Regions from separate parts of the Mus musculus genome. Here region 1 is linked to region 2. A link is a loop called in an ENCODE intact Hi-C map of the cell type or tissue named here. Cell type or tissue: heart. All regions are shown on one strand. Each heading gives the region's core, and the rest is flanking DNA. Links, peaks and the distances in the headings are about the cores only.

Region 1 (15,791 bases), core at 4,766-12,765, 68 kb after region 2:
AGAATGTTTATAAAGACAGGGAGAAAAGACACACAGGAAATACAATGAGTTCTGAGAAGGGAGCGGCCACAGTGAACCAGCTGAAGTAAGGAGACACTGGGTGTGAGTTCCAAGAAGGGCTGGGCTGTTCGGCCCACACAAATGAGCTGCTCCGGAATTTTGGCTTAAAGCTAAACATCCTGTCCCTGCCAGGAAATGTCAGGCCCTTTGCATGAAAAGTGCCTCTGACCCTGGGCAAAGCTGTAATCAGATGCCCCTGGACCCCCTGACTCACTCCTGAAGGGAGCCACTGAGATCAGAGCCCTGATAAGTACAGTCTCTTTGTTAACTAACTTTACCAGGTCCTTCCATGCTGAGAAGGAAGGGTGACTACATAGATACTATTTTAATGATCCCTTACCTTAAACCCAATCCTGAATTCAAACCTAAACCCAAACCCAAACCCAAATTCCAGCATTTGGGATGCAGAAACAAAGCAGGAAGATTAGGCGTTCAAGGCTAGCCTCTGCTTCATAGCTGAGTTTGAAGACAGCCTGGGTTCCTGGGAAGGGAAGCGGGTCTTTACAAGCCTAGACAAACAAACACCAGCAAACCAGAGTCCTGTCTGAATGGGCTCAGGTTACATTCAGGTTGAACTGTGACCCTTCCTAATTTTATCCATAAAAGCAAATGTTCAAAAGTACACTACAAGCTGAAATGTCTTGGTCCAGCACAGTCTCTGCTAAATTCTGACGGCTAAAGTGGGCCTGTGTGGTGCCATGTGGGGTGGGAAGATTAAATGAGGCACAGGAAAAGCGGAAGCAAACCTTTGACGTCTTCCTTCCCGAAGGATACAGGAAGGCCAATCGAGGGGAGATAGGGAACGAGGAAGGGGATGAGTCTCCCTCCCTGTACTAGACTAATTTCGTTGTGGGCTTTGGCAGATATTAGTACTGGAGGCGGGGGAGGGTCCTGGCTTTCTTCTCCAAGGGTTTTTAGTTCGCTGCTAATTAGGGCATTGGAGAAATTGCCATGATAATTATAGTGTCTAGACTTGGGAGCTCCAGAAGGCAGTAAGAGAATATTTAATTGTATAGCTAAGAAGCAAAGAGAGGATGACAGGACTCTGAGCCTTCTATGAGAACAATGCTGCACTGAATCTTGCTTCTCAGAATTGCCCCGACACTGTCTGTTATGTCAAGGGGAGTCTGGGGTGTTTTGTCTTAGCATGCAGTTTTGATTCTGCTGGAATCTGAATGTCGGTAGAAGGCCCACCACACCTCACCTCGCGTCTGATGGACCCAGGCCGGGAGTTCAGCTCAGTGGCACAATGCAAGCATGGTGTGCAGGCACTCTGGGCTGGATATCCAGCACTGAATAAAACAGAGATGAGCTTCTATCATCCAAGTACGTGGGATGCACCAGGTGGTGGTGGCGCACGCCTTTAATCCCAGCACTGGGGAGGCAGAGACAGGCGGATTTCTGAGTTCGAGGCCAGCCTGGTCTATAAAGTGAATTCCAGGACAACCATGGCTACACAGAGAAACCCTGTCTCGAAAAAAAGAAAACAACAACAACAACAACAAACAAGTACGTGGGATGCAGGAGGATCAGAAATTCAAAGTCATCCTTGGCTACATAGCAATTTTAAGGCCTATGACACATAGTCTTAAACAAACAAACAAACAAACAAACAAACAAACAAACACCAAAGCCTTTGCCCAGTGTGATGTTGCAAGCCTTTAGTCCCAGCACTTGGGAGGCAGAGGCAGGAGGATTTCTGTGAGTTTGAGGCCAGCTTGGTCTACAAAGCAAGTTCTGGAACAACTAGGGATGTTACACAAAGAAACCTTGTCAAACCAAAAAACCCAAAACCCCAAACAACAACATCAAAACCAACTAAACTAAAGCCTTCATTTCTTCAATGTTTTCCAGGGGTCTGGAGAGAAAGCTGTGCTGTGCCACTGTGGTCTTGATCACGTTACCTTTGTAGTGTGTCACCATCAAGGGTGTAGGGACAGATGCTTGGGGGCTTTTATTTTTGTCTGCTTTTGAGACAGGGTTTTATGTAGTCCCGGCTGACATCAAACTCACTATGTAGCTCAGGATGGTCCTGAACTTCCGATCCTCCTGCCTCCACATCCCATGGGTTTGCAGGCCACCAAACCCAGTGTTATGTTTCTTGCATAGTAAGCAGGCACTCCAGCAACTGAGCCACACTCTCAGCTAAAACGTTCTGTTTCTTATCCAGACTAAAATGATGTTGGCTGGGTCTTTTATATGAGAAAAGTGAATAGGCAAGGAGAGTTCCCGTCTTACCAGACTTGGTCACCATGTTTCCTCTTTCTCAATTAAGTCACACATGTTTCTAAAGAGCTGGGTAGTGGGAGAGCTAAGCAGAAGGACTTCCTACTCAATGTGTTCTTGGCTCCAGGTATCCAGTTGAGTAGAGATCCTGCTCCACCAGCTCGGCCCTGCTCGGAGAGGACAAAATGACTGACTGGTGCTCAGGATGTTGGCTGGTGTGTGTCAGGCCACAGTCTTCCTAGGCCCTTTGCTTTTTCCAAATGTAAGTATCACCAATGTCTCTGCTCACCTTGCGCACAGACCTCCTTGTGGTAAAGAGCAACACAGAGGAATGGGCAAGTGAGAAAACCTTTCCCTTATCGTCAACCTCCCAAGTAAGTGTGCTGCAGGTGAGTAAAGAATATAGGTGATTCCTTGTAAAGTTTCATGCATGTAAACATATGCATATTATGTTATGTACTTACATAAGATATAGTTATGAAAACAGATAATGTCATACATACTGTTGAATGACTGCCTTGTTACTTCAAATGCTGTAAACATTCCTACCGAAAATATAGAACTACCTCAATTTCTTTAAATCCAGTGTAAACTCACCGGGCAGTGGTGGCGCACGCCTTTAATCCCAGCACTTGGGAGAGGCAGAGGCAGAGGCAGGCGGATTTCTGAGTTCGAGGCCAGCCTGGTCTACAGAGTGAGTTCCAGGACAGCCAGGGCTATACAGAGAAACCCTGTCTCGAAAAACAAAACAAAAACAAACAAACAAAAAACAGTGTAAACTCATAATCACGGATTTCACTAAACATCTGCTAAAACTGACTCACTCTCTTCCGTGGTTATATCCAGCTCTACAGTGACATCTTTTTTTTTTTTTTTTTTTTTTTTTTTGGTGCAGCGAACTTTATTGATGGTATTCAAGAGAGTAGGGAGGGCTCCCTAGGCCCCTCCTGTTATTATGGGGGTCTGGGATGGAAATTGTGAGGGAGATGCTCAGTGTTGGGGGCCGAGTTGGGATAGGGCCTCTCTCTTGCTCAGTGTCCTTGCTGGGGTGGGTGGTCCAGGGTTTCTTACTCCTTGGAGGCCATGTAGGCCATGAGGTCCACCACCCTGTTGCTGTAGCCGTATTCATTGTCATACCAGGAAATGAGCTTGACAAAGTTGTCATTGAGAGCAATGCCAGCCCCGGCATCGAAGGTGGAAGAGTGGGAGTTGCTGTTGAAGTCGCAGGAGACAACCTGGTCCTCAGTGTAGCCCAAGATGCCCTTCAGTGGGCCCTCAGATGCCTGCTTCACCACCTTCTTGATGTCATCATACTTGGCAGGTTTCTCCAGGCGGCACGTCAGATCCACGACGGACACATTGGGGGTAGGAACACGGAAGGCCATGCCAGTGAGCTTCCCGTTCAGCTCTGGGATGACCTTGCCCACAGCCTTGGCAGCACCAGTGGATGCAGGGATGATGTTCTGGGCAGCCCCACGGCCATCACGCCACAGCTTTCCAGAGGGGCCATCCACAGTCTTCTGGGTGGCAGTGATGGCATGGACTGTGGTCATGAGCCCTTCCACAATGCCAAAGTTGTCATGGATGACCTTGGCCAGGGGGGCTAAGCAGTTGGTGGTGCAGGATGCATTGCTGACAATCTTGAGTGAGTTGTCATATTTCTCGTGGTTCACACCCATCACAAACATGGGGGCATCGGCAGAAGGGGCGGAGATGATGACCCTTTTGGCTCCACCCTTCAAGTGGGCCCCGGCCTTCTCCATGGTGGTGAAGACACCAGTAGACTCCACGACATACTCAGCACCGGCCTCACCCCATTTGATGTTAGTGGGGTCTCGCTCCTGGAAGATGGTGATGGGCTTCCCGTTGATGACAAGCTTCCCATTCTCGGCCTTGACTGTGCCGTTGAATTTGCCGTGAGTGGAGTCATACTGGAACATGTAGACCATGTAGTTGAGGTCAATGAAGGGGTCGTTGATGGCAACAATCTCCACTTTGCCACTGCAAATGGCAGCCCTGGTGACCAGGCGCCCAATACGGCCAAATCCGTTCACACCGACCTTCACCATTTTGTCTACGGGACGAGGCTGGCACTGCACAAGAAGATGTGGCTGTCTCTGGAACAGGGAGGAGCAGAGAGCCGACATCTTTTTTAAAAAAGATATTTTTACTTTTTATATGCATTGGTGTTTTGCCTGCGTGTGTGTCTGGGTGAGGGTGTTGGCTCTCCTGGAACTGGAATTATAGTTGTGAGCTGCATGTGGGTGCTAAGACTTGAACTCAGATCCTCATGAAGAGCAGCCAGTGCTCTTAACTGCTGAGTCTATCTCTCCAGCCCCTACAATAACATCTTAACCATTTTTTTAAAAAAATATTTAAGTGAATGAGTGCTCTGCTGCATATACATCCGCCTGCCTGAAGAGGGCATCAGATCCCCCTATAGATGGTTGTGAGCCACCATGTGGTTGCTGGGAATTGAACTCAGAACCTCTGGAATAACAGTCAGTGCTCTTAACTGCTGAGCCATCTCTCCAGCCCTATCTTAACCATTTCTATGATTTCAGTTTTTAAAGGATAAATTGGTTTCAAAAATCAGCTTTATTGAAAATATATCCCGTGTGTGACAAAGTAAAACTAGTAAGTATATGCAGCATGAATTCTGACAAACGCATCCACTCCACATAAGCTCGACTTCAATCGAGCTGTAGAAAGTTTCTCCTGCTTAACATGTTTCTGCATGCTGGGCATGATAACACTGTAATCATAGCACTCAGCGCTGAGGCAGGAGTGAGGGTTTAGGCTAATTTGATTTAGCTAGTGAGTTCGAGCCCAGCTTCTGCCACACAGCTTCTCTTCCGGTCCTGCCCCGGAAGCTTATCTCACTTCCCTTTGCAGTTACCATCCAGTCCTACCTGGTCCCAGACAGCCGTGCTCTGCTTCTGTTCCTGTAAGCTGTTGAACGTTTTCTGGGATTTCACATATGAGGAATTAATTATACAGTATGTACCTTTCTGAGACTGGCGTCTTTTACGTGTTTTAAAAAAATACAGTCATGCAGATGCCTTTATAAGTGGTTAGTTTTCTTTTTATTGCATTTCGTTGTATAGATGTCCCACGATTTACTTATCTATTCATTTCATAAGTACATAGATCACTTCCAATTTGCTATTATAAATATTATCACATTAATCATATTAAATAAGAAAATGTAGGGGCTGGTGAGATGGCTCAGTGGGTAAGAGCACCCGACTGCTCTTCCGAAGGTCCAGAGTTCGAATCCCAGCAACCACATGGTGGCTCACAACCATCCGTAACAAGATCTGACTCCCTCTTCTGGTGTGTCTGAAGACAGCTACAGTGTACTTACATATAATAATAAAATAAATAAAATTTAAAAAAAAAAAAAAAAAAAAAAAAAAAGGGCTGGTGAGATGGCTCAGTGGGTAAGAGCACCCGACTGCTCTTCCGAAGGTCCGGAGTTCAAATCCCAGCAACCACATGGTGGCTCACAACCACCCATAATGAGATCTGATGCCCTCTTCTGGTGCATCTGAAGATAGCTACAGTGTACTTACATATAATAAATAAATAAATCTTAAAAAAAAAAAAAAAAAAAAAAAAAAAAAAGAAAATGTAGGAAGGAGAGGGTTTGTTCCAGCTTGCCATTCTCAGATCACATCATTACTGAGGGAAGTCAGGGCAAGAACTCAAGGCAGGAACGGAAGCAGAAGACGTTGTTGGCTTGTGTCTCCTTTCTTGCTCAGTTTGCTTTCTTCTATACCCCAGGACCACCTGCGGAGAGATGACACCGCCCACAGTGGGCGGGGCCCTTCCAAGGCTCACAGACTTACCTAGCAGCCAATTCTAATGGAGGCATTTTCCCAACTGAAGTTTCCTCTTAGCAGAAGACCCTGGCTTGTGTCAAGTTGACAAAGCCCAACAAAACAAAAAAACAAAAAACAAAACAAAACAAAACAAAAACCTAACCAGCATGGTAAGTAAAAGCCAAATTGTTTTTCATAGTGGTTGTATCATTTTATATTCCCACCATCTGTACTGAGAGTGCCACATAGTCTCTGTGTCTAATTTCAGTCATCTATTACATCATGGTAATATGCTAGTATAGTTTTAATTTGATCTCCACAACTAAGGATGGTAAGCATCTTTCACAAGCATTGTATTTTCCTTTCAGTTTTTTGAAACAAGTTTCTCTGTGTGTAGCCCTGGCTATCTACCCTAGAACTAACTCTGTAGACCAATCTGGCCTCCAATTTGGAGATCCACCTGCCTCTGCCTCCCAGTACTGGGATTAAAGATGTGCACCACCCTGCCCAGCTGGATTATTGTTTTCTTAACGTGAAATCTACAGAAGTCTGTCAAAAATGCAATGCAGGTCTTTCAAAAAAGAGCATATTCAGGTGTGTGCACATGCACACAGCCATATATGTAAAACCTCTGTAAATACTGATGTCCACAAATCCAAGAAGGGAAAAAATAAGCTGTCAACAGTCAGTATAAAGATGGCGAGAGCCCTGACCCAGGTCTTACTGGCTCTGAGCAGAGTATAGGGTGCTATGTATGAAGTCTTTCCAGGATTCATTTCATCACACGCAACATCCATTCAGGGGAGCTTCTTAGCTGTGGTCCAAGGGGCCCCGACTATGAGTCAAGATTGAAGCATTGTCAATATGACAACAGTTTTGTAACATATAAAATGGAAGAGTCATGGAGTCGCTCTACTGGTTATAGGAGTTTCGTCTCCTGGCTTTATTCCCCCTTCCGGCTCCCCACAGCCACGGCTCCTCTACCTCTCCATCACGTGCATTTCTGCCTTCACTGTGGCAAAGTGGGCCGGTTTGCCCCTCCTAAGAATTAGCAGACAAGAGCAGGCATGCTCCTGGGGCTTGAGTGGTGCAGTACCCGCCATGTATGTTACTACTGCCGAGGACCTTGTCGAGGCCACCACGGTGGGTCAGATGGGCGAGCGTTTCCTCAGCTAGCTGTGGTACAGACCCTGGAGCCGGCCTTCATGCTGCTCAGGTTCCTGAGCGCTTCTTTCCTGGAAACTTTGACATATGGTTCCAGTCTCATTAGATTTTCCGTGTCCGGGTGGTGGCAGCAGCTTTAGCCCAATTCCATGGAGTCCCCAACTGTCAGGAATCCCACTATGGCTTTGAAGGCGGCTCTACCGAACCCCTCGCTCTAAGCGCTCCCATCGGAGGGGGTGGAGAGGAATTTCCCAAGCGCCTTTAAAACCAACTTCTTTGCTGAAGCAAGAGGAAGAATTCTAGAAGAACCCTCCTCTTAGAAAACTGAGTTCCGGTCAAGCTTCGGCGCATTTAATATTTAATACTACGCTTTAAAAAGAAACCTGACGGGCAGTGGTGGCACACGCCTTTAATCCCAGCACTTGGGAGGCAGAGGCAGTGGATTTCTGAGTTAGAGGCCAGCCTGGGCTACAGAGTGAGTTCCAGGGCAGCCAGGGCTACACAGAGAAACCGTGTCTCAAACAACAACAACCCAAACAAACAAAAAAGAAACCTGCTCCTGGCATGGTGGCACACACCTTTGATCCCAGCACTCAGGAGGCCCAGGCAGGTGGATCTCTGAGTTTAAGGCCAGCCTGGTCTACAGAGTGAATTTCAGGACAGCCACGGAAATACAGAGAAAGCCTGTCTCAGAAAAGAAAGAAAGAAAGAAAGAAAGAAAGAAAGAAAGAAAGAAAGAAAGAAAGAAAGAAAGAAAGGAAGGAAGAAAGAAAGGAAGAAAGAGAGAAAGAAAGACCTTGTTACTATTGCTATGGGCCTTGATATAGACTATGATGATAATAATATTTTTAAAAGTAAAGATAAAAAGATCTCAAAAACAAAAGCAAAACAACAAAAAGTAGAGTAGATTGGTGTCTGGTTTTCTCCTGGAGCACCTAGTCTGTCCCTCTTCTGGCCAACACCTGCCTCCAAGGAGTCGGAGGACTGCCTGGCCTTCATCCAAAAAACCCACAGTGAAACCCGGCATTTCATTGAAGCAGGAACTCCACTCCTGAAGTCATGAAAGAGGTAATTTAGGTCTTTGATTTGTAGGAACGCCATTAAAAATTCCTCCTTTTGTTTTCCCCAGACGAAAGGTTGGAGAGATTTAGGTTGCAAAAGAGAAACTGACTACAAGATGCATCAAGTTGTCTCTGGTTGAGAAATATGGCCAAGAAATGCAAATCCTTTGTGTGGTTCCTGGGCTTAGCATTTACACAACATATTTCACATTTAAAAGCCCTTTACTGTCCTTGCTAATTACATCCCAAGGGCTTCAGGGCAGTTAGAAAAAAATACTGGCACAGAGCCAGTCTTCAGAGCTGCTGGAGGCGCGTGTCCGTACCAGTCTTGACTCCTGGGCTTGCTGTAGTTTACCAACACTAAACCCAGTGGGTCACGTGTGCTTAGTCAATCTCTACAAAGTTTCCTTTTTCCGGACTTGACATTTTCTCAAGTACAAGCTACTGAAACACAAAATAACATTTCTTCCAACAGCTAAATACTGGTGACAGTTTTAGGTTTATCACCAGGCCAGAGTCCCTGGAGAGACAGGGAGCACTGACACTTCTAAAAATGCACTAGGAGAATCCAGAGCAGCTCCGACTACGTAACTAGCCAAGAACCTCCTGCCATTGCATTCGCAGAGACACATGCTGGTATGCATAAACACTGCATGCCATGTCAAATGCGTGTATACTCTGTCTTAGTGTACAGTAAGTGTGCGCAGCGTGCACGAGCGTATGAAAAGCCAGTACAAGAGCGACCGTTAGTCACGCATTGGATCCTTCTGTCTTGTTCTGTGCTTTGGGCTATCAAATGTTTTGTTAACAAGTAATTATGAAAACCCATGTGCAGTTTCATATCCTGAACTTCAGACTTACCACTTTAATATAGTTTGTAGTGTTGCGGTCTTTTCTTAATAAGCTCTAAAAAATAGCATCTGACGAAAGGAGGCATCAGGAACCTTTATATCTCAAAGAGAGAGGCTGGTGTGAGAACACAGCCCTATTGAAGAGAAGGGCTGCTGTGTGGGAACACAGCCCCACAGAAGAGAAAGCCCTACTGAGCCATTCTCTACCTTGGTGGGTGTTCTATTAACTTTCCTCTGATTTGCAGGAACCTGTGCTCCAAAACACAGAGCCAACGTTCACTACATCTGGTGTGTGGTGCCCTCTGCTGGCCATTCCAGGGTAGTGCCTTTTCCTGTTCCTTGTAGGAAAGTTCTTTCTATTAGGTGCTGTGCCTGTTCTTATATTTCTAAGTGTGGCCTGAATGTATAATGACGACTGTATGGATATAGAAACCTGTCCTGGGTCCCTTTCCTATTCATTCAACAAACATATTAAACGATCTCTCAAGCCAAATGTATCGCTGTGGAGCTGGAGACAGCAGGAGGCAATGTTCACTTCCAAGGGTACAGCCACAGCAAGGGGGTGACCTCCTTAACAAGACTTGGATAGGACAGCAAATAAGTTGATTAGTTGGAGAGCCTCATCTAGTCTTTAGTTTTCCAATTTTGCTTATTGGTGTGTGTCTGAGAAGAGGCCAGAAGGGGACATTCAGACCCCTCAGAGCTGGAGTGGTTTGCTCGGATTTTGACCTGGGCTCTGGGATCCGAACTCTTGTCCTTAAGATTATACAGCAGGTGCTCTCAACTGTAAAACCATATTTAGCCCCGAGCCTAGTCTATCCTCACAATCACTGCAGTTGCAGACGTCCTAGCTAATTTGCTCCCAATTTACCTGGTAGAAATCTATGATAGATCATCACACGTTAGAAAGGCAAAAATGAGAGTATCTTGGAAGACTTTCCCACTCTCTGGGGTTTTATTACTTAACTTTAACAAATATCTATGTTTGCTTTGCTAAAATACAAGAGACAAAAATGATCAGATGACACAGTTTTAGCTGATCCCCTAGAGAAAAGCAAACGATATTTCCCAGAAAAGTGCTCATATATAATCTGTACCCCAGGTAGGGACCCCAATTTGAGGCCATCTTTGCTGTGCACACTTTATTTCTTTAAAAAAAACAAAACTCATCTATATGAGTACACTGTAGCTGTCAGACACTCCAGAAGAGAGCATTGGATCCCACTACAGATGACTGTGAGCCACCATGTGGTTGCTGGGAATTGAACTCAGGACCTCTGGAAGAGCAGTCACTGCTCTTAACTGCTGAGCCATCTCTCCAGCCCTGCTAGGCACATTTTCAAGGGAGGGAAGCCACCAATACTCCTACCCAGCTGCAACACCAGTGATGTTGGTGATGTACAGCGATGGCCAGGCACGTTGAGGCTGCAACGGTGGCATTGGTATCTTGGCAGTAACCACCACCGGTCTATTTGGACTCTTCAGTGTAATTGGTCCACTCGGTAGGAGGGAAACCGTGGTAGGTGTGGGAGACCTCGCCAACCACCTGGGGCTAGTGAGGTCATGGATCTTAGAGGAGTCTATTACCACCACCCATTTCACCATTTTAAACCGGTGTAATTTCTAACCGCATTCTACACACGTATCCTTATAACTGCAGATAGGTGCTATCCTGAGAGGCCAAATCTTTTGAGTTCAGACCCCGTTTTAGAGAACCTGACCTAAGTTTGAACGCAGGTAAACTAACAGACTGGTACCTAGCACTAGATTCCAAGTTGCCCCCCTCCAAGAAAACCTGAGCCTAGCTCCAGTCTCTAGGCTAATCCCCAACAATACTAGCATCTCCCCCAACTAGGTTATTCCCCCAACAAACTTGCACCTCTATTTACAATCCTGGCTAAAAACCACCAAATGCAGAGAGAAGCAGGAACTAAGTTTATGATATGACTCCCAGCACCAGGCAATTATGTTAAAGGCCACAGTTAGATACTTGCACACTCACTGCTTCCCCCACCAGCCCCTCTTGCTGCTTACTAATAAAGCCTTGCCCCGATGGATATTCAAGGTTCTCCTATCACCAAAACCATCCTGCGTGATGGCCGTGCATTGCGGGGGTCAGAGCTAGCTTGAGTAGAATAAAGACCCTGCTGTGAGATTGGCTCCTGTCTGTTCTTTTGGAGGATCAAACACCTCCTTGGCACTACACCCTATGGAGGATCCAACACCTCCTTGGCACTACACCCTATGGAGGATCCAACACCTTGGCACTACACCCTACGTCAAAGTTGCTTACTCTGCTCCCGGAGATCAGTTCAGAAACACACATCGGGTCAAATGCAGAGGACAAGCGATTGTGGGGTTTCCAATTCCACTGACAAATCTATAATGTAATTCCTGTATCTAAAGCTCAGGGGACATTTTGGAAGGTGAGGGTGGAAGGATTGTGAGAGCCAGAAGACCAGGAAAGCTGCTATAAGATTGTGTCTCCTGGGAGTGGCAGGGAAGCGTCACCCACGGTGCCTCAACAAGACCTGAAGAAGTAGAAGACTAACAGACATGTCGTCATTGGGGGAGGAGATCTCACAGGGCCCCATCCACAGGAGTGCTGAGAGTCAGGAAAATCAGTTTCCCCAGGGGAGGAGGTCGTGACATCAGAGGCAGCAAGGAGCTGTACACGGGAAGGTTGGAGAGATGAAAAAAAATGGGGAGATGATGCAATTGTATTTTAATTGCAGAGGTTTATTAAAAAACTTCCTGGCATAAGACAGCTGCTCAGTAGCACACAGTAGGCACTTTACTAGTATGCCAGACACACAGGCTTGGGCTCTAGGGCCAGGCTGACAGTCTGACTCTTTATGCTTTGTTAGCTGGGCATCCTGTGCAAGTAGGGTTACCTCATGCACAAACTGAGGGTGATGGAAGGACACATATCCCATGTAGGTAACATATGCAAAGTGCTTTGAATACTCACTAGCATTTAGGTCGTAACAAAAATTATTATTTTACTATTATTCCTTTCATCTTTTGGAGATGCCTTCATTCTTTTAAAGTCCTGAATTAAAATCAGGGAGAAACTTCAAGTGAGTCTTAGGTATAAAGGGCATTCCAGTTTGGCTGGAGAGATGAATCAGCAGTTAAGAGTGCTTACTGCTCTTCCAAAGGACCCAGGTTTCATTCCAAACAGCAACTGTCTGCAACACTAGTGTTGGGGATGCAATGCCCTCCATTCTTTGTAGGCAGCTAATGCTCCTGGTGAATGTTCCTTCCCCCTCAGCATTCACAGTGACAGCTAGGCAATTGTCTTAGTTAGGGTTTTACTGCTGTGAACAGTCACCATGACCAATGCAAGTCTTATAAAGGACAACATTTAATTTGGGCTGGCTTACAGGTTCAGAGGTTCAGTCCATTATCATGAAGGCCAGAGCATGGCAGCATCCAGGCAGGCATGGTGCAGGAGGAGCTGAGAGTTCTACATCTTCATCTGAAGGCTGCTAGCACATAGAATACTGGCTTCCAGGCAGCTAGGATGAGGGTCTCAAAGCCCACACCTGCAGTGACACACCTACTCTAACAAGGCCACACCTCCTAATAGTGCCACTCCCTGGACCAAGTATATACAAACCATCAGTCACAGCAACCTAAGAAAAAAAAGTAGGAACAAGGTGTTAGGCAAAACTATAATAAACTCATTCATAAGTGGTGACAAAAATCCTGCCCTGAAACTGCGGATGTGTTTGCATACGTTGGGGTTCAGATGAAGACCTTAGACACTTAGGTGATATTCATAGCGAACTTGAAGACAGAGACGGAAGAGAGGAAGCGCAGAAAAGTCAATGGAAATTGTGGTCGTGTGAAAGTGCTGGTGTGTTTATGGGCGTGGCAGATATCTCATGCTGATGGTGTGGAGGTGGGTGGAGGGTTAGGGGCTGAGGAAGAAAGGACTCTGGGTCATTAGTGAGTTCACACACCTAACTCTTCTTGGGTTCAAGGTCGTAGCTTCTCTGATGTAACTCCCTTAAGAACAGGTCCTAGGTATAACCTCCCTTTCCTTCTTGTCCCTGTAGCCTGTGCCTGACTTCAATCCTGCATCCTCTGACCTCCGCACATAAAATGTCCAGCCCCCGTCTCTCATTAAACTTTTAATAGACTTGTTTGTCTGTGATTCATTAACCTGTTGTCTGCTGTAAGAAATACAGAAGATGAAATAACACATGGCTTTATGTACAGAGGGTTGGGCCCTCAGGGTACCAAGCTGAGCCTGACAAAGATGAACCCAGCTAGAGTCTGGGAGGCCAGTGATAACACGTCGGTGCTTGGTACTCAGAGTTTGTTAAGTAAATTCATGTGGGGCGTGCTGATGACTTATTATGCAACCCTGTAGGCTCATGTTTGAGTGTTTGGTTCCCAGTTGGGCTGTTTAGGAAGAATTGTGAGATGTGGCCTTGTTAGAGGAGGTGTGGACCTGGGCTTTGAGATTCCTCAAACTCAGGGCAGGTGCAGTCTCTCTGCCTCCTGCTTACAGATCACATGTAAGTCCCCAGCTACTCCTCCAGTATCTTATCTCCCTGCCCGCTGCCAGGCTCCCACGGTGATGGCTGTGGACTTACCTCCCTGCCCGCTGCCAGGCTTCCACGGTGACGGCTGTGGACTCAGCCCTCAATTAAATCCTTTTAAAAATAAGTTGCCGTGGTCGTGGTGTCTCTTCATGGCAATAGAAAAGTAACTGAGACACAGGGTGGCTCTGTATGCAGACTTCTAAGAATGCTTCCTGTTTGGGAAGGAGGAAGGTTGGGGGAAGAGGTGTGTGTGTGTGTGTGTGTGTGTGTGTGTGTGCTGGCTCTCAGTACATCTTTGAGACTAGGTTTCTTCTGAGTTAGCAGCAACTTGCTTGGCCATTTTTTCTTCCAGGGGAGGGAAGGCAAGGTGGAGGGGGGGATGTAGTCACACACACACACACACACACACACACACACACACACACACACACACGAGAGAGAGAGAGAGAGAGAGAGAGAGAGAGAGAGAGAGGAAGAGAGAGAGAGAAAGAATATAGTGGCAGAGAGAGAGGGTGGAGAGAGAAGGAGAGTGAGTGAGAGGGGAGGGGATAAGGAGAGGGAGACGGGAGAGGGACAGGGACAGGGACAGGGAGAGAAAATATAGTGACTCTAGTTCATTCCCTTTCAGTCATGGTAAGGTCTTAGAACCTCAGGTTACAGAATCATTCCTTTGTCAGAAGGTAAATTGGGAGAAAAATGATAACAAGTGAAGCATTAAAACCCACTAGGGAGAGTTTGACTTGGTAAACAAATGCTCTTAACAGCAAGGGGGACAAAGAAGACCTTATGATAGCAAAGAGCTTTAAATGAAGAGGGCTCGAAGCCAAGGTTGTGGGTGAGACAGTGCTCCCAGGCCTTGCTCCTTAGGGTGTGGTTTAGCAGCTGCTGCTGCCCTCAGAGGTTTGTAAGGATGGACATTCTTGGCCTCCAACTAGCGAGACTGTCTGTGAACCTGTTTTAATAAGTCTTTGAGTCATGTTCTCAGGTATACATACCTGAGAAGTGCAAGTTTGGAACACGGGAATGTGACCTGAGAATGCTGTTGCTGTTTTTAAATAAAAGTAAATCTGGGTTATGTTCTGAGGCTGCTCAGGGGCTAATACAAAGGTCAGGAGTCACATTAAAGCACAGGGCTGTTTGGAGAACTCGGCGTCTGAAGCTGGCAGCCCAAATGGGGAGAGTGGGCTGGAGAAATGGCTCTGTGTTTGATAGCACTTGCTGCCCTTTCAGAGAAGCTGAACTCAGGTTCTAACACCCATGTCCATGAAATTACCGTGCCCTGTCACTTCAGCTGCAGAGGGTCCGATGCCCTCTTCTGGCCTCCACAGGCACCCACGATCGTGCACATACCCTCACACAGACAATGCATATCCATAATTGAAGTGGGAATGAAAGCGTTCTTTGGAAAGCTGGATGGTGTTTGGCCGGGGACAAACATGTGAAGGTGTGTTTCGCTGAAGTGGACACAGGTGAAAGGATCTTCTGTCAAAGCACGCTCATGAAAGGACACCTCGCTGGTGTATCTGTGACGCTCATGAGAGGACACCTCGCTGGTGTATCTGTGAAGTGTTCGCCAGGGGGTCGAGCTGCCGCTGCTGAACTGAACTGCCTGTTTCCAGACAACACAGGCGAGAGTGGCTCCAAAGAACCTTTCTAAGCAGGTCCACTTCCCCCTTATCCTTTCTTTCCCACTACCTCTGGTGGGTGGTGGGATAGAAGGGGGTGTGTGTGTTAAAGTGCTCTACCTGAGGTTCTGAGTTCTATTCCCAGCAAACCACATGGTGGCTCACAACCATCTGTAAATGGGATCTGATGCTCTCTTCTGGTGTGTCTGAAGACAGCAACAGTGTACTTACATATAATAAATAAATCTTTAAAAAAAGTCTTTATAAAGACGAAAGAGAGAGAGAGAGAGAGAGAGACAGAGACAGAGACAGAGACAGAGACAGAACAGGGTGAGAGGAAGGGGAATACAGGGAGAGGGCAAGGGTCAGGCAGTATCTCTACCTTTTGTTTGTGTTCTATGTTAGGCAGCATTGGACAGATCTA
Region 2 (15,791 bases), core at 4,963-12,962:
TCCTGGTGTGGGTCCTAGGAGTTTGGCTCCCTTGGTAAACTACTATGGCTGCTAAGGAATGAGTAGGCTGTGGTCCTCAGGATCCAGAATAAAAGGACTTTTTCTAGAGGGCTCTGTGCGTGACTGTCTATGGGGAACAGTTAGCTTCTGCTTGCATAGGCTCTTAGCAGTCCCTGGATCATATTTTTACCATGTAGTTAAGTGTGTATTATCATTGTGGAAGTCACACACAGTGCTTATGTGCCGGGGACTGAGCTCCATGTGCACGTGCCTGGATTAGTAAGATGCAGTAAGATCTTTACCCTTGCTATGTCTGTTATGGATATGGAAAGACAGGGACGACGTTGGTAACCTAACTTAAGCTATTTGGCTTACAAATGACAGATCTAGGATTTGTCCTTGCAGGGTGTATTTGTCTCCTGAGCCATTGTGCCATAGACAACCGTTACTCTTCTGACCTCAGAGAAGGGGGGGTGGGGGTGGGGGTGTAGGCAGCACTGAGAAGACCAAGGAAGTGCCCTTCACGTCATCCCGAGCCCATAAATCATCTGACACCTATGCTGGCTTCAGGTGATTTCGTTTGGTTCTTGCTGGCATGCTACCTGGGCCTTATCTGCCACCCCTGCAGTGGCCAAGGGGGACCTGGCATGTCAGAACGGCAAGGACAGATGTGACACCTTAGAAGTGTGACTTAAATAGAAAGCACTTGTTTTTATTATTGGAAGACCTGTGTGTGCATCTCAGCACACTTCTGTTGCAGGACGAATTCTCCCTTCACACTGATGTCACAGGGAACTTGCAGGGTTTAAGGCTGAAATAAGATAATGACCTGCACTGTACTGACTGTTGTTAGCCTTGTGGGTCATCTTCCACCCATAGCTACCTTTTTCATATATTGAAGTTTTAAATAACTCATTCTAAAGGAATGGTAGTTTGAAATGTTAGGTTGTGAGACAGGAAGAATTTGTGGAGAGTGTCACGATGCCTGTAGATTCCTCTCTGCTTCAGAAAGCAGCAGCCCCTACCTCACATCCTCTCCTCCCGTGGCACATAAAACATCAGGGAGAAACTTTGTGTGGGATCAGAATCCCATGTCCATGTGCTAAATCGTTGGTGATATTTGTGTTAAGAACTCATCACTCACGGGCTGGAGAGGTGTCTTGAGCGGTTTGGTTTTCCAGAGGACATGGGTTCAGGTCTCAGCATCCTTGTGATAGCTCACAACTGTCAGTAACAGAGTTCTAAGCAAGCGAATGGCTTCTCCTCACCTCTGCAGGTAATAGTCCTGTACCTAGTACATAGATACACATGCAGACGAAATACTCATACACATTTAGATGGATGGGTAGATGGATGGATAGATAACAGCATTTCCTGGATGTTTTTTTGACTATCTTCCCAAGAATTTGGTGGAGAGTGGTAAACTATCCACTCTCAAATAAGACCAAGCAAATTATTAAGCTTCCCTTTCACCATGGTTTTGCACATCTGTCTTGAATATCAACTGTAAAAAAGATAGAAGAGAGGAGGTATGAACCCCAGTCCACATTCAGAACCAATGAGGACAAGGATCAGCTGATTGTTAGCCACATCCCCTACTCCCCCCCCCCCCCCCCCGGCCATTTTAAACACTGATGCTACTTCCTATAGACTGGACCTTGTGGACTTAAGTACTCTTTCCCTGTCTCAGCGGGGCAGCAGAAACTGGCAGGCTACCAACAGGGAGAGCCACCTACAACCCTCAGGCAACACAAAGTCCACAGGCAGGGAGGGCCTCCATAGCCCTGCCTAGTTAGTGAAGAGAGTGGGCAGAGAAGCAGCGGTGGATTCCTTCAGGGATACCCCTCAGGTCTCTCTCCTAGGGGAGCGCAGAGCCCTGTTAAGTCCCGCTCGCAGATTCAGCCAGGGCTGGAAGCTTCCTAGTCACAGACCTCTCCTCCCCGGATGTTTACACTGCCATGTTCCAAGCCCCTTTTAATAATTAATCCCTGTGTGACTAAACCACGAGAGGAAAGATTGCTTTTCATAAAAGGCTTAGATTGTTCTGCTGGTGGGCATCTGTAGGTGACCACGGCAGCCCAGAGGTGAATTTTACATTAAACACACGCAGAGTAAATTGCATGGCGGCCGGCAGCCAGGAGCAAGCTCATCCCGGCTGCTGAAAAGCATAGACATCAGCTGCTGTCATCGCCCAGGCCAGTTCATGACGCCCGCCCGGCATTGCTGACAGCTCAGCTTTGGAAGTTACTGTGTGTAACCACACAGACCCCTCACCCCCACCTCCGCTGTTCTTGGCATCCGAGTCCTGTCTCAGGACCACAGTCTGACAGGACAGCCACTGGCTGGGTATCTGCCTGGGCTTTTGGCTGATGTTCTCTGCCAAACCTTGGTAGCTAGCTGCTTGCTACCCAGGACCAAGGGCTGACTCTCATGAGGAAAACCTGTCTGTGTATTGTGCCAGGTTGCGCTACTTGCTGTCTTCAGATGGGCTCTGGGTTTAGACCAGTCTGTGCACAAGCATCTGTAGCAGGCACTTGGGTAGAGCTCCCCCCAGTTCAGGGTCAAAGCCCCAGCCTGCTGAGTCATCTCGGTTCTGCCTAACTGGCTAGGACTTCCAGCTTAGCCTTTCCTGCCCGAGCCTTCTACCTGTCAACAGCTCTTTTGTGCAGATCTGTGGGGGTTCAAGTGGACAGGGAGCAGGTTTGAGGGAAGCCCTGCTCGGCTGAACTCGGGTGTTGTGTTACAAGAAACACCCTGTGAGTAACCCACACCTCCAGCCCAACCTGCCAGCATCTGCTCAGGTGGAAAGGCTGCCGTGACCTAGCCTTGGGAACACAAAGGGTCTCCAAGGCCTCCCATCCATCCTGCAGGTGCCAGCCTTCCTGTCTGCCACTCTGCTCTGAGGCCAGAGAGCCAGCAACAGCTTTTTTTTTTTTTTTACCACTTTGGTTCCTAATCGCCAGGGATGAACTGAGCCAGAAGAATAAATACAGAAGAGCAGACACGTACAGCTTAAGCCTTTGTTTCAGAACTTGAAAACAAAACATGTTCAGGCCAAAGACATCTTTACCCCTTCCCTGTTTGCCTCGGCCTCATGTAACTCCCTTCTTGAATTACACCGCTTTGTTAAAAACATTTCTGATTTCCCCAGACCTTTCCACCCGCCTCTCTCCCTCCCTCCAAGGGATTTAGTTTTTTCCAGGTTCTGCCCCACTGAGCTCACTCTTCTGAACAGTTGAATTGTTAAAAATGACCGTGGTGGTGTTACACTAGCAAGATTTTGCTGAAAGGACCCAGATATAGCTGTCTCTTGTGAGACTATGCCGGGGCCTAGCAAACACAGAAGTAGATGCTCATAGTCAGCTATTGGATGGATCACAGGGCCCCCAATGGAGGAGCTAGAGAAAGTATCCAAGGAGCTAAAGGGATCTGCAACCCTGTAGGTGGAACAAAAATATGAACTAACCAATACCCCCCGGAGCTCGTGTCTCTAACTGCATATGTATCAGAAGATGGCCTAGCCGGCCATCAGTGGAAAGAGAGGCCCATTGGTCGTGCAAACTTTATATGCTTCAGTACAGGGGAATGCCAGGGCCAAGAAGTGGGAGGGGGGGAGGGTATGGGGAACTTTTGGGATAGCATTAGAAATGTAAATGAGGAAAATACCTAATAAAAAAAATGACCGTGGTGGGATTTGTGCCCACATACAGAGGAGCAGAGGGAGTGAGTGATAGGTGACAGCTCTCCCAGGTGAGTCACAGAGTAGTGGTTCACCAGAGGTCCTGGGACCTTACACACCGGGAACAGGTTGTTTCTGTGTCATTCATGTGGACTTGCTACTTAGAATATACAAATTTTTCATTAACCTCTATCATCCACAGGAGACCCCTGTCATTTAACTTAAAAATGTTTCATGAGAATGTTGGTAAATCCTTAGAATATAGTACCAGCCCCCATTTCACCCAACAAAGGGAAATGCCCAATGAATTTTTGACACCGTAATTCAGAGAATTTATTTTATAGCCATTGATCATGCGTCTTGTATCCAAATCAGCCAGAAACAGATAATTAAATATGCAGAGACCAGTAAGACACGTTCTCTCCTCTGAAGTGGCTCAGTTCGTTGAGTGAACAACAGTTATATCCTAGTGTGTTCACACCAGTGAACTGCAGGTGATGTGGTACGAAAACTCGGAGGCAGCCCTGTTCACTCAACCTTTCGGTGGGACGGAAGGCTTTGCTAGGACACACTGGAGTTTGGATTTCTAAGTAGAAACTAAATTTTAACAGTTTGAGCCATGAAGGTGCCTACAGGTCCATCTATCCAGGCTGCTTCTCCACACATGAGGGATCTGAGGCTTGGAGACATGTGGCGACCTTGCCTGGGCCCAGCAGCAGTGTATGATCAGGACAAGAATTATGCTGGGACTCCACCCTCTTCCTGCTGCTGGAAATTGATGTTGGGTCATGGGTAGGTCCTCCCCGTAAGAATCTTAGGGAGACAGGTCAGCTTTTGAGTTTGTCTTCTCCTAAATGACCTGTGTTGTCATTTAGAGGTACCGTACAAGGGCTGTTGGTTGGCTTTCGGCTTTTCAAAGTCTCCCTTAAATGGATGACCGACCTGCATCATCTAACATTTAATTACAAAGGGCAGGACACTCAGGACACCTTGGGACTGGATTCGTGTGTGGCTCATAGGGAGTCTAAGAACACCAAGTACAACAGATTGTTAAATGTAACATAAGCGCAGGGTAGACAGACTGAAGGAATCGTTTTCATCTGTTTTGCTGAGCATAGATTATGTTCCCTACAGACTTTATGATTTGCATTGGTTCGTTTAGTGTTGCGCACCATCCTAGACTAACATCTCCAATCCATAATTGTGTTACCACTGTGCTGGTTATAAGTGGGATGGTGTGGCTGCCAGACTTCACACAGGTCTCTATAAAGTCTTGGTGTACGTGTATACTAAAAAGATTATCCACCAAGCAATCACGAATTTATTTACTTAGTTTTTGCTGTTTGTTTGTTTGTTTGTTTGAGATAGAGTCTTGACTATGTAGCCCAGGTTGGCCTGGAAACAGTTCTGTAGAGCAGGCTGGCCTCGAACTCATGGGCAGTCTTCCAGTATCTGCCTCGTGAGGGCTGAATAATGAGCTTTCCCCACATGCCCAGTTTTTATATTATTGTCTTGTTTTGTCTTTGAGATGGTGCCTCTCCCCGTGTAGCCAAGGTTGCAGTTGAAATCAGGATCCTCCTGTGTCAGTTTCCCCGAGTGCTGGGGTCCCAGGTGTGCACCACTGCATATAACTTGCAAATGCCCTGACCAAGAAACATGTAAATTATAATAAATCATAGCTTGAATTAATTTGCTTCATTTCCTGTGGACAGATTTATAAAGCATTAAGAAGAATAACAAAACTGTTGAATTTTTAAAAAAAAAAACTTCTTTCTAAAATATAATAAGAGTATACTAAATTCCTCCCCCCTCCCCCACCTCTTGATTCCTTTAGAGTTCTGGTAAGTCATTTCTCAGCACCGGCTTTTAGTGATGGATTTTGATGTTTGAACCTAAGTATTATTGACCAAGAAAAAACCACAGGCCCCTAGAGTCGGGAAGTGTGGATTTTGGTTTAAAGCCAATGGGTGAATGATGTTTAATACATTAAATATTAAATACAGAATCTTTTGGTCTGTTGAGTGCTGCTAATGTTGCCAATTAAAACATCCAGTTTGATTTATAGAAGTTTAATTTGATCTGGATACAACCTGTTTCACCTGACAATTACCATATCATAATGACATTTTGATAACAGTCCAAATAATTCTCATTGTGAGTGCAGTGAGAGAAACATGGAAATCACTGGGTCTAGAGAGACGGCTGCTCTGGCTGGAGAGGACCTGGGTTTAGATCCCAGCATGCATGTGGTAGCTCACATGAGCCTGTTGCCCACATAACCGCTTCTGACCCCTGTACACATGTGATATCTGGCCCCTGCACATGTGTGATAAACATACATGCATACAGGCAAAGCTCTCATACACAGAAAAGATGCTAATGAAAATAATTTTATTTAACTGCCTTTACTTTGATTGAGTGGCCAAACTTGCTTGCCTCTTCAGTGGTATAAAGAGGGATTTAATTTTGAAGTATTGTAAACCAAAATTTAAAGATAATCTGAAACATCGTAGCAAGAGTTTCAGTGAGATTGGGACAGTATTTTCCCTTTTGGTTTTGCTTTTCTGTAATTACAAACTATTCAGAATTCCTGAAGGATCTATTTAAAATCATATCATCTTCTAAAATACGATTTTTTAATCCCATTACCTTGAACCTATATCCACACGTACTTTATATTTACAACTGGAAAGAGTTCTGTGTCAGTGTACATAAAACACCTGACTTGATGCCATTACCAACTAAACGAACCATCTGTTCTAAAAATATAAAATAAAATAAAATAAAATAAAATAAAATAAAATATGGAACCTTAGCACACAACTTGAAGACTTAAAGGCATGTTTTCTGACTATCAAGCAAAGAAGTAGTAATTTTATTTTATTATTATTTTTTTTTTACAGTCCACAAAGGCTTTTATTTATGCTTTACATTTAAAAAAAGAATCCCAGGATTTTCCCTCCTGTATGTTTTCGTCTTGCCTCTTCATGGTCCATAATGCCAGCCGAGGTTGTCAGCACAATGAAGCCAAACTGACGTGAAGGGAGCAGGTTGTTCTGCCATTTCTCTAGGCCTTTGAGTTGAACATCAAATCTAGGGCTTATAACGCCACACTTGTTCAACCTTCCTGTGAGGTTCACAACAATCTTCCCAGCTCTGTGATCATCATTGATCTCGAATTCACCAATGTATCCGTGCTTCATCATCACGGTTAAGAACCGAACGATGACTTTAGAACATGGCCAGATGAGGACCTGGCGTTTGCCTCTCTTCTCAGCGTTGTTGATGCTCTTGAAAGCATCCGCCAGAACATTCATTCGCACCATGGTGGCGGCGAGGGAAGATGGCAGAAAGAGAGTCGTAATTTTATTTTTTATTGTTTTGTGTGTGTGTGTTTAAGGGATCTCTTGATCGGATAACTCGAGCTTTTTCTTTAGTTGAAGATTTCCTTGAATGCCTGGTCCTCCCGTCTCTCTTTCCTAAGCCTTGGGATTGATTACAAGGGTGCATCACCCAACACTTTCTGGTGCCAAGAATCAACCCGGATCCTGGACACACTAAGCCAGCAGCAGTCTGCCACATTACCAGTCAGAACAGTAGCGCTATTCCTGCCTCACAGGCGTTCACCAGTCAACAGTGTGCAGAGAACGGGTCTCTGTGCACCTCTGGACGCGGGGCATCTTCTGTTGACCCTCTGAGGCAGGTGGCTGTTACTGCTGGGATTATTATCATGGCTGGCCTTCTTACCATCCCATAATCATGGGAACAGGCGCAGACAGAGACCAAGCACCCTCGTTCACTCAGCTAGCAGTTATACTTGCCCGTTGAGGTTCTGGTGTTTAGCTTGTTGGGTAGACACGATCCCACCTCCACACACTTTTCACGTGGTATCTGTGCTGTTTTACGTGGGTTACCCGCCATTTACAAGCAGGCAAGCGGTAGGAACTGCACAGGGCGGGTGACTGCAGACCTTCTCTTGAGCCCAAGACAAACGTTCATGTAGTCCACTTCCCTTCTTTTCCCAGTTTACAAATTAAAGTAATTCTTCCCTGAGTTCCCCAGAGTTAGTCATTTCCTGTCCCGAGTCCCACGGTGTTTTCCTCAGACTCTGTATTTTGAGTGCATACTGTTTTGTAATTAATTTGTTTATATGTCATGTCTTTCCATCCCCGACCCTTGCCTCCAACCCAGTTCTTCAAGAGCTGGAACCAGGTCTAATCTATTTTTGTCTGACACTAGCCCTGTGCTGGTGACAGTGGATGAGTCATGTTGCCCAAGAGGTGAAGGGACTTGCCCAGAGTGCAGGCTGAAGTATAAGTGACTTTCATAATTTGCCACCCCATACCTGGCACTCAAGTCTTGCCAGATGCATTTCAGATGGCTTGAAGTTGTGTGTGCATGCCGGCTGCCTCTCTGTGTGGGTGTGGGTGTAGGAGAGAGAGAGAGAGACAGAGAGAGAGAGAGAGAGAGAGAGAGAAAGAGAGAGAGAGAGAGGGAGGGAGAGAATGTACATGCCTTCCTGCGTATATGTGTATGTATGTATATCTGTATGTGCATGCCTACCTTTGTGTGTGTGTGTGTGCATGCCTACATGTAAAACCAGAGAAAGATACGGAGTGTCCTGCTCTGTTGTTCTCTATGTTATTTTCTTGAAATGGCGTCCATCACTGAATCTCCAGCTATGTTAGTACTGTAAGCCCCAAGGAACCCCATCTTTACTCCATCCCACTGGGATTACAGTCTTGTCTGACATCAGACCCAGCGTTTTACATGGGTGCTGGGAAAATTGACTTTAGATCTCTTCACTTACTCCAAGCAGTTTTACTCTCAGAATCACCTCCCAGCCTCTGACTTGGACTCTTGCTGAGGAGTTGGGACACAGTTTTCTGACCACGGTGGTGGTGGTGGTGGTGGTGGTGGTGATGATGGTGGTAGTAGTGGTGGTAATGATGATGGTAGTGGTGGTGGTGATGATGGTAGTGGTGGTGGTGGTGGTGATGATGATGATGGTGATGATGGTGGTGATGATGATGGTGGTGGTGGTGGTGGTGATGATGATGATGGTGATGATGGTGGTGATGATGATGGTGGTGGTGATGATGGTGGTAGTAGTGGTGGTGATGATGATGGTAGTGGTGGTGGTGATGATGGTAGTGGTGGTGGTGATGATGATGGTGGTGGTGATAATGATGGTGGTAGTGGTGGTGGTGATGATGGTAGTGGTGGTGATGATGGTGGTGGTGATGCTGCACCGTTACTCCCCATCCTGTGTATCAGTTAAGGCTCAAATGAAATGATATCATTTGTGGAAGTATTGAAACTAGGAAGCCCCTGTAGTATTAAGAGTGTATATTACTGTTATTCTAGTCTGTTATTTCAGTGTGACTTTATTACTCTGTGAAGTAGGTGACCTCACTGCCATTTCACAGAGGAGAGAACTGAGGTACAGTGAGATTGAGAGCCTCAGCTGTAACCCTGGGTAGCAGCAAGAAGCTTGGAAATCAGGCTAGGCTTCAGTGTGTTCCAGGCTACTGCCGGAAGCCTGGCTCCTGATGCCTCCAGAGTGAGCAGGAGGCAGACTGTAGGGGGAGGACGGGCAGCTTCATGCTGGGGCCCTGAAGCTGCAGGAGTGACGGTGTGCAGTAATTTTTGATGTGACCAGCCACATTGCATCCAGCTCTGGCACCCTGTTGTGGGGTAGAATAGGGCTAACCTCAGCATTGCTTTTGTCTCAATGGAGAGTTCCTCGGTGGCTCTCAGAGGAAATGAAGGCTGCTCTGTCCAGCTGCTGCTTCCTGTTCCATAATTCTGAGACACTTTTTTTTTTCCTTCAAAGCATCGAATGCTTTATTTTTAAACCAATGGAAAAATACTATCAACCTGCTTCTTAGTATTTCCTTAAAACCTGGCTGTGCTTCTTTGCAGTATACAGGGGTGTGCGAGAGTCTGCCATATTGCTGCCTGGGACGGCAGGAGCCAGCTCAGTGTCTGCTTTTCCACAGCAGGAATGAAAAGCAATTAAGTCAGATCTGATGGGGCAGGAAGCTTGCTGAGGTTGGTCGATGACAGCATCCAGGGGAGGCCTGTAATTGACGTCTGTGCCTCCCTGTCTCTCCATGTGCTTGTGCAAACTCAGGCCTGCTTTTTCTTCTGCCGGTGATTGTGACATTAGCGAATTCCCAACCTGAGTCACTTAAGCGGCACCGACTCCTCATATAGCACTGAGGACAGCAAGGAGCCTTGGGGCAGAGGTGATAGTTGCAGCCTGGTAAAGGATTGCTTGCGGAACCAGTGGCCCCGTAACTAAAAGCAACAGGTAGAAATATTTTCTCTTAATACCTCATTTTCTTTTCCATTCCCTAAGCAGCAGAGAACGTGTATGGGCTCTCGTGGTTCGTCTTTGGAGAAACACTAATTTAGGAAATGTTATTTTGCAAAGCAGACTTAAAAGAAAGTCCTAAGTATGCCAAGTTCTAAATGAGACTCTTGGCTCCCTTAGAGGTGGAGGGGAGTGGTTTGGGGGGAGGGGGCTAACAATTGAAGATTGCCCTGTGAAGATGCCTGCAGTCTATCTGCCTCATTCCCCCACCCCCGACCCCACTGTGACCAAGGACATAGAGTAAATCCGGCCACTGTTGCTGACACTCCCCTTAGAAAGAGCAAACATTTCCTTTCATGCTTTCTTCCTTCCAGTGAGATCTAACTTGAGTTCTCTGGATGTTTAGCCTTCCCAGAGACTTTGGCCTGGTGGGAGAGCCTGACCCTGTCTGCATTATAAGATATTCACAGAGCTGCTCCTCTGTGTGTGTGTGTGTGTGTGTGTGTGTGTGTGTGTGTGTGTGTGTGTGTGTTGGGGAGGAGAGGTGGGAATTACAACTCACCCTTTTCTCCCCCCTTCGACTACAGAGAAGGACCCTTTAAGGTTTTACGATTGGGTGAGCGAGATGGTGGTTAGCAAAGTTAATGTTTGCCCGGGTAGTAAAGGGAAAACAAACACTGGAAAGGGAACTTTCACAGGGGTAGGAATTCTCTCATCTTTATCCCTTCGTAAAGGTGTGAAGGTTAAACAAACTGTGAGTGTGAGTGTGTGTGTGTGTGTGTGTGTGTGCGCGTGCGCGCGCTTGTGCACACCCCCAGTCAGAATGTGTTTGTGTGTATAATTTGATGCCTCTGCCCTTTCTCAGCTTCTGTCAGCTTCTCCCACCTAACTCCTTCCCTTGCCTAAAAGTGTGGCTTTTGCCTTCCACTCCTTGCTGCAGCCCAAGCTAGGCTTTTCCATCCAGGTGAGTTGGAAGAAGCAAATATTCAAGTTTGGGTTTGGGCCTGACCTGCCTGAGCCAGGTTTCGTTTGTTGCGAAGCCTCGAAGTGTAGCTTGCTGTCAGTGGGCTCTCACCTGCACATCCTGCCGTATGTGTCTGGAGCCAGTTCCTGGGTTTCATGATGGCCCCTTCCGACTGGCCCCTTCCGAGCGCCTTCTCTAACTCCTTCCATAGCCCTCCTTTGCCCAGTTCTGCCATGTCCTCTGGATGCTGATGACCCTGGGTCTGCTCTTGCCTGTGTCTCCCTGAGCATCTCATCGGGCACATGTTGACTAGTTTGTGGGTCTTTCTCTAGTTCACTTTGAATAGTCATGTTAGCTCCACCCAAGTCTCTCTCTACTTTAGTGTGTTAGCTGTCCAACCTGAAAAATCAAACAAACATCCATTCTCCCGTCTCTATCCTTTTCTCTCCACTGTTTTCCGGTGCCTGACTCCTGGAAAATATCCCTGTATCCTTAAATTTTCCAGAAGTTTACCCCTCACCACTCTCTGGGGGTCTGAGGAACTACAGCAAACCACTGGACTCTTGAATGTTCTAAAACCCATCTCTCCATTCTCCTGGTTCCCATGAGATGCAGTCTTTATGAGGCCAGGCCCCCTCCTTTGCTCAAGACAGCTCTCATTATTGGGTGTTTTATTGCAGTGGCCTGAGTTGAATCATCATCGCCTCAACTGTCCAGTGTATTTTGCCTCTCACGGGTTTACTGTTAACTTTGTTAGAGTTACTATCATACTTGATTTTAATGTGACTTTATAGTATATTAATTTGCTCTTATAACTTGTCAGTTATTTATTCATGTAAATTCCTGTTCTGTATCCTCCACTCTAAGACCTTTGATGGTGTTAGAGAAAATACTAGCTATGTAGATAAGGAAAAAAGTCTGTCCAGATCTTATTTCTAAATGCTTTTTCTTAATAAGTACTTTTTTTTTTTTTTGAGACAGGGTTTCTCTGTGTAGTCTTGGCTATCCTGGAACTCACTCTGTAGACCAGGCTAGCCTCAAACTCAGAAATCCACCTGCCTCTGCCTCCCAAGTGCTGGTATTAAAGGCATGCGCCACCACCACCTGTCCCAGTAAGTACTTTTTTAATAGTCACAGATTTTTTTTAATTAATTATGGGGGTGTTAGGCTCCTGTAACAAAGAGACTCCATATAGGGTGGTTGAATAAGTTGGTCGTTTATTTCCTTTCCATAGGACAGATGTGAGTAGCCGAGGGCTAGCCGGATAATCCCAGTGGGCTTCCCCCATGCATGGCCTCTGAAGTTGTACCTGCTCTTCTTGTTTCCAGCCAGCTGAACGGGGGAGGGGGAGAGATCAAGACATGTAGCCTTGTCTTTAGAGAGGGCACTGGGAATCAGACTTGACTTCCTGTAGCCCCTTGGCCCTGCTTCCCTATGTTAGACTGAAACATAACATTTGCACAAAGCACCAAGGTTGCTGAAGCGTGTGGGGGAAGCCCAGGGATTCTCTTACTCTCATGGCAGAGAGGGAGAATGGTTTCAAAGTGGAATGTGGTGACCTGTGTTAAATTATATTACTTGTAATGTTGGGGATTGAACCCAGGACCCAGAGCATACTGAGCAAGTGCATTGCCACTGAGCCACAGCCCTATCCCATTGGAGTGGTCTCCTCCACAAGAGCGAGGAACTATTTTTGTTAAAAAGTCAAACCTGGAAGGAAATGAGGGTTTTGTTTGTATTTTGTCTCATACCCATCTAGACCTACCCCATAGCTTCAGCCATTGCTGCATACAGGTCAGAATCCGGAGCCTCAGAGAGATCTCGGCTCTTACTGCCAGTGTGTGGATTTGGAATGAAGACTGGTGTGTCAGACAGATGAGCCGACAGACATGTGAAGTGTAGAATCTCTTCTGCATGTTTTCTGCCTCGCCACTCTTATTTCCGTATTTCTACATTTAGTACAAGTTTCTGAGTGTGAGTGAGTGTGTATGAGTATGTGCACATGAGTGTATTGTGTGATTGTGTGTAGGATGTATGTGTATATAAGTCTGTATGTGTGCAAGGGTGTATATGAGTATGTATGTGATTGTGTGTGTACATGAGTATGTATGAATGTGTGTGTAATTGTGTGTACATGTGTGTGTACATGAGTGTATGTGCATGAGTGTATATGTGTATGAGTTGTGAGTATGTTTATATGAGTGTGTGTGTATGTGTGTGTGCATGGGCGCATATGCACACAAGTCTGTATTGTGGAAGCTTGGACTTCAGGGCCTTGCACTTTCTGGGGGAAGTACTTTCCCACCGAGCTATATCCCCAGCCACTTTGGTATTAATTTATTAAAATATTTTCTAGAAGAAGATTCTCTTGCTTTTGTGTGGTGGGTATCTGTGTGTGTGTGTGTGTGTGTGTGTGTGTGTGTGTGTGTGTGTGCATAGATGCACATCATGTGTCCTCCCAGTCATCCTACCTTTAAGTCAAAGAATTAGTGTTCATTTCTCACCGCCATGTGTCTCTACCCTCAGAAGTGGATGCTAGTGTGCTGTGTGAGCAGTGTGCCCTGTCACACTGTGACAGAATGAATTCCTGTCTGAGTACAGATCTTCTCAGGTAATGTGCACAGCGTCAGCTGCTATGGACAGCCTCTCCTCCCTCCCCCTCTGTATGGTATTTATATAAGAAACGCATTTATAAGCATGTATATCTTTATATGTGAGAGATGCTGTGGACACAGTTGTGCCTTGTTTTTAATTCAGGGCTGCTTACTGTGGGGCTGGCAGGGTGACTCAGTAGTGAAGGTGGTGCTTCCAATACAAGCCTGGCAACTGGAGTCCAAATCCCAGAACCCATGTACATATAAGGGGAGAACTGGCTCAACAAATTGTCCTCCAACCTCCACCTCATGCTCACTCACCTCCAACACACACACACACACACACACACACACACACACACACACACACAGAGAGAGACAGAGAGAGAGACAGAGAGAGAGACAGAGAGACAGAGAGAGAGAGATTAGCCACATGGAATGGGCTAGAGCCGTGGAGGATAAGACAGGTCTGTGGGTTGGGTGCCTAGCAGATCTAAGCTTGAGTTTGTGCACCAGCCTTACGCATGGCCTCTTGGGTTTCAGAAGGGCTGGTTTTCTTGATGGCCCGTGTTCATAGCTCACCCTGACATCTCATGACATGAGTCATTCTCTGAGGGTTCCCAGAATACCCAGTCAGTTGTTTGTTTACCCTTTCTGTTGTTTCTTTTCTTTTTGTTTGTTTTACTGTTCTAGGAACTGAACTTAAAACCTTGTGTGTATTGTACAAATGTTTTGGATTTTATTTGAGACAGTTATCACTGGGTGGCTTATGCTGAGCCCAGGCTTATGGTTCCCCTGCTGTAGGTGTGTGGCCACACCTCCATGTCTATTTTTACTGCTGGTCTCTGCAATCATTTTTTTGTCATTGTTATTGTTTGGTTTGGTTTTTTTGTTTGTTTGTTTGTGTTTTGTTTGTTTGGGGGGGTGTTCTATACACTGTTATATACACTGTCTTCTGACTTCCACATCTGTGCTATGACACTTGTGAGCACACATAGATACACTCATGCACATATGTATGCATGCGTGCATGCACACATATACCCTACAACCTACATGCACACAAAGTAAATTAAACGTGATAAAAATCATCATTCAAAAATGTTACTTAAAATCTATTGTGGTGGTTTGTATATGCTTGGCCCAGGAAGTGGCACTATTAGGAGGTGAGGCCTTGTAGGAATAGGTGTGTCACTGGCTTTAAGACCCTCATCCTAGCTGCCTGGAAGCCAGTCTTCTCCTCTTTGCCTTTGGAACCAGATGTAGAACTCTCAGCTCCTTTTACACCATGCCTGCCTGGAAGATGTCATGCTCCTGCCTTGATGATAACAGACTGAACTTCTGACCCTGTAAGCCAGCCCCAATTAAATGTTGTCCTTGTAGGAGTTGCCTTGGCCATGGTGTCTGTTCACAGCAGTAAAACCCTAACTAAGACACATGTTCTCTAGGACTATTCTTACAGAGGTAAACTTGGGTTTATCAGAAAGCAGATACTCAGAATTATCCCAAATCAAAGATCTCTGTGTAACTTGGGAGGCAGAGGCAGGCAGATTTCTGAGTTCGAGGACAGCCAGGGCTACACAGAGAAACCCTGTCTCGGGGCGGGGGTGAGGGGGAGATCTCCGTGTAGTCCTCCAGGAGGCACCATATCATTCCGAAATAAACGTGCAGATAGATGCTGGCCGACTCGTGTCTTTTGTGCTGTTCCATCTCTAAGTTTAGCTTTTGTAAGCTCCTGTGCTTGGTAGTGCTTCAGTGTTACAGCTCCACTCGTACATAAGAGCTGTGGGAAATGCTTTGGGTTATAATTCAGCGGTGTGTCTCTATGACGCGTCCACTGGTGTCTACCGCAGGGACAGGAAGGTCCATCATTCCAGGCATGCCTTAGCTAGTGAGCCACTGCAGAGAAATAACTCTGGACTCATCAAGATCGTAAGCGATTTCCAGGAGAGCCGCATGCATACCTAGACGCTTTGGGAGCATGATTGGATAAATTCCGTTTGAATGAAACACGTCTTTATTTTATTAAACCCTTAGAAATAGAGCAAAGGTCACTCTCATCCAAATTCACCAGTTTATCTCGGGTTCTAAAATAAGGCATTATGTATACTACTTTGAAAGGCCAGCCCTTGGAGGAATTTTTTGTGAACACAGGGATGTTTCCTAGTGTCAGGATGAGTTCCGTTTTAAGAGAGGTAATTATCAGAAGTAATTAATGACTTTCAAGAGTCTGTC

What was found. A loop is a pair of places that touch in the nucleus more often than their neighbours do. Peaks named below come from ENCODE experiments on the same cell type or tissue, not always from the same donor. Only the 100,000 strongest peaks of a DNase experiment are listed, where the experiment ranks them.
Region 1: it touches region 2 in a loop (2.6-fold over the local background); 4 of 42 quality-filtered maps call a loop at or near these places.

Annotation. Positions count from the first base shown.
Region 1 is chr5:105,859,348-105,875,138 of GRCm38, forward strand. It overlaps the pseudogene Gm10359. Among named protein-coding and RNA genes, the nearest start is that of Zfp326, 9.3 kb to the right of the region's middle. In heart, for the core only: a CTCF peak has its summit at 9,500 (motif pointing left); DNase peaks (open chromatin) are centred at 8,814, 8,844 and 9,484; H3K27me3 peaks cover 1,703 bases.
Region 2 is chr5:105,790,709-105,806,499 of GRCm38, forward strand. The region is part of intron 2 of Lrrc8d (leucine rich repeat containing 8D); the gene reads left to right. It also overlaps the pseudogene Rps15a-ps5. Among named protein-coding and RNA genes, the nearest start is that of Zfp326, 78 kb to the right of the region's middle. In heart, for the core only: no CTCF peak of the experiment used is centred there; DNase peaks (open chromatin) are centred at 9,373 and 9,703; H3K27ac peaks cover 331 bases; H3K27me3 peaks cover 1,838 bases.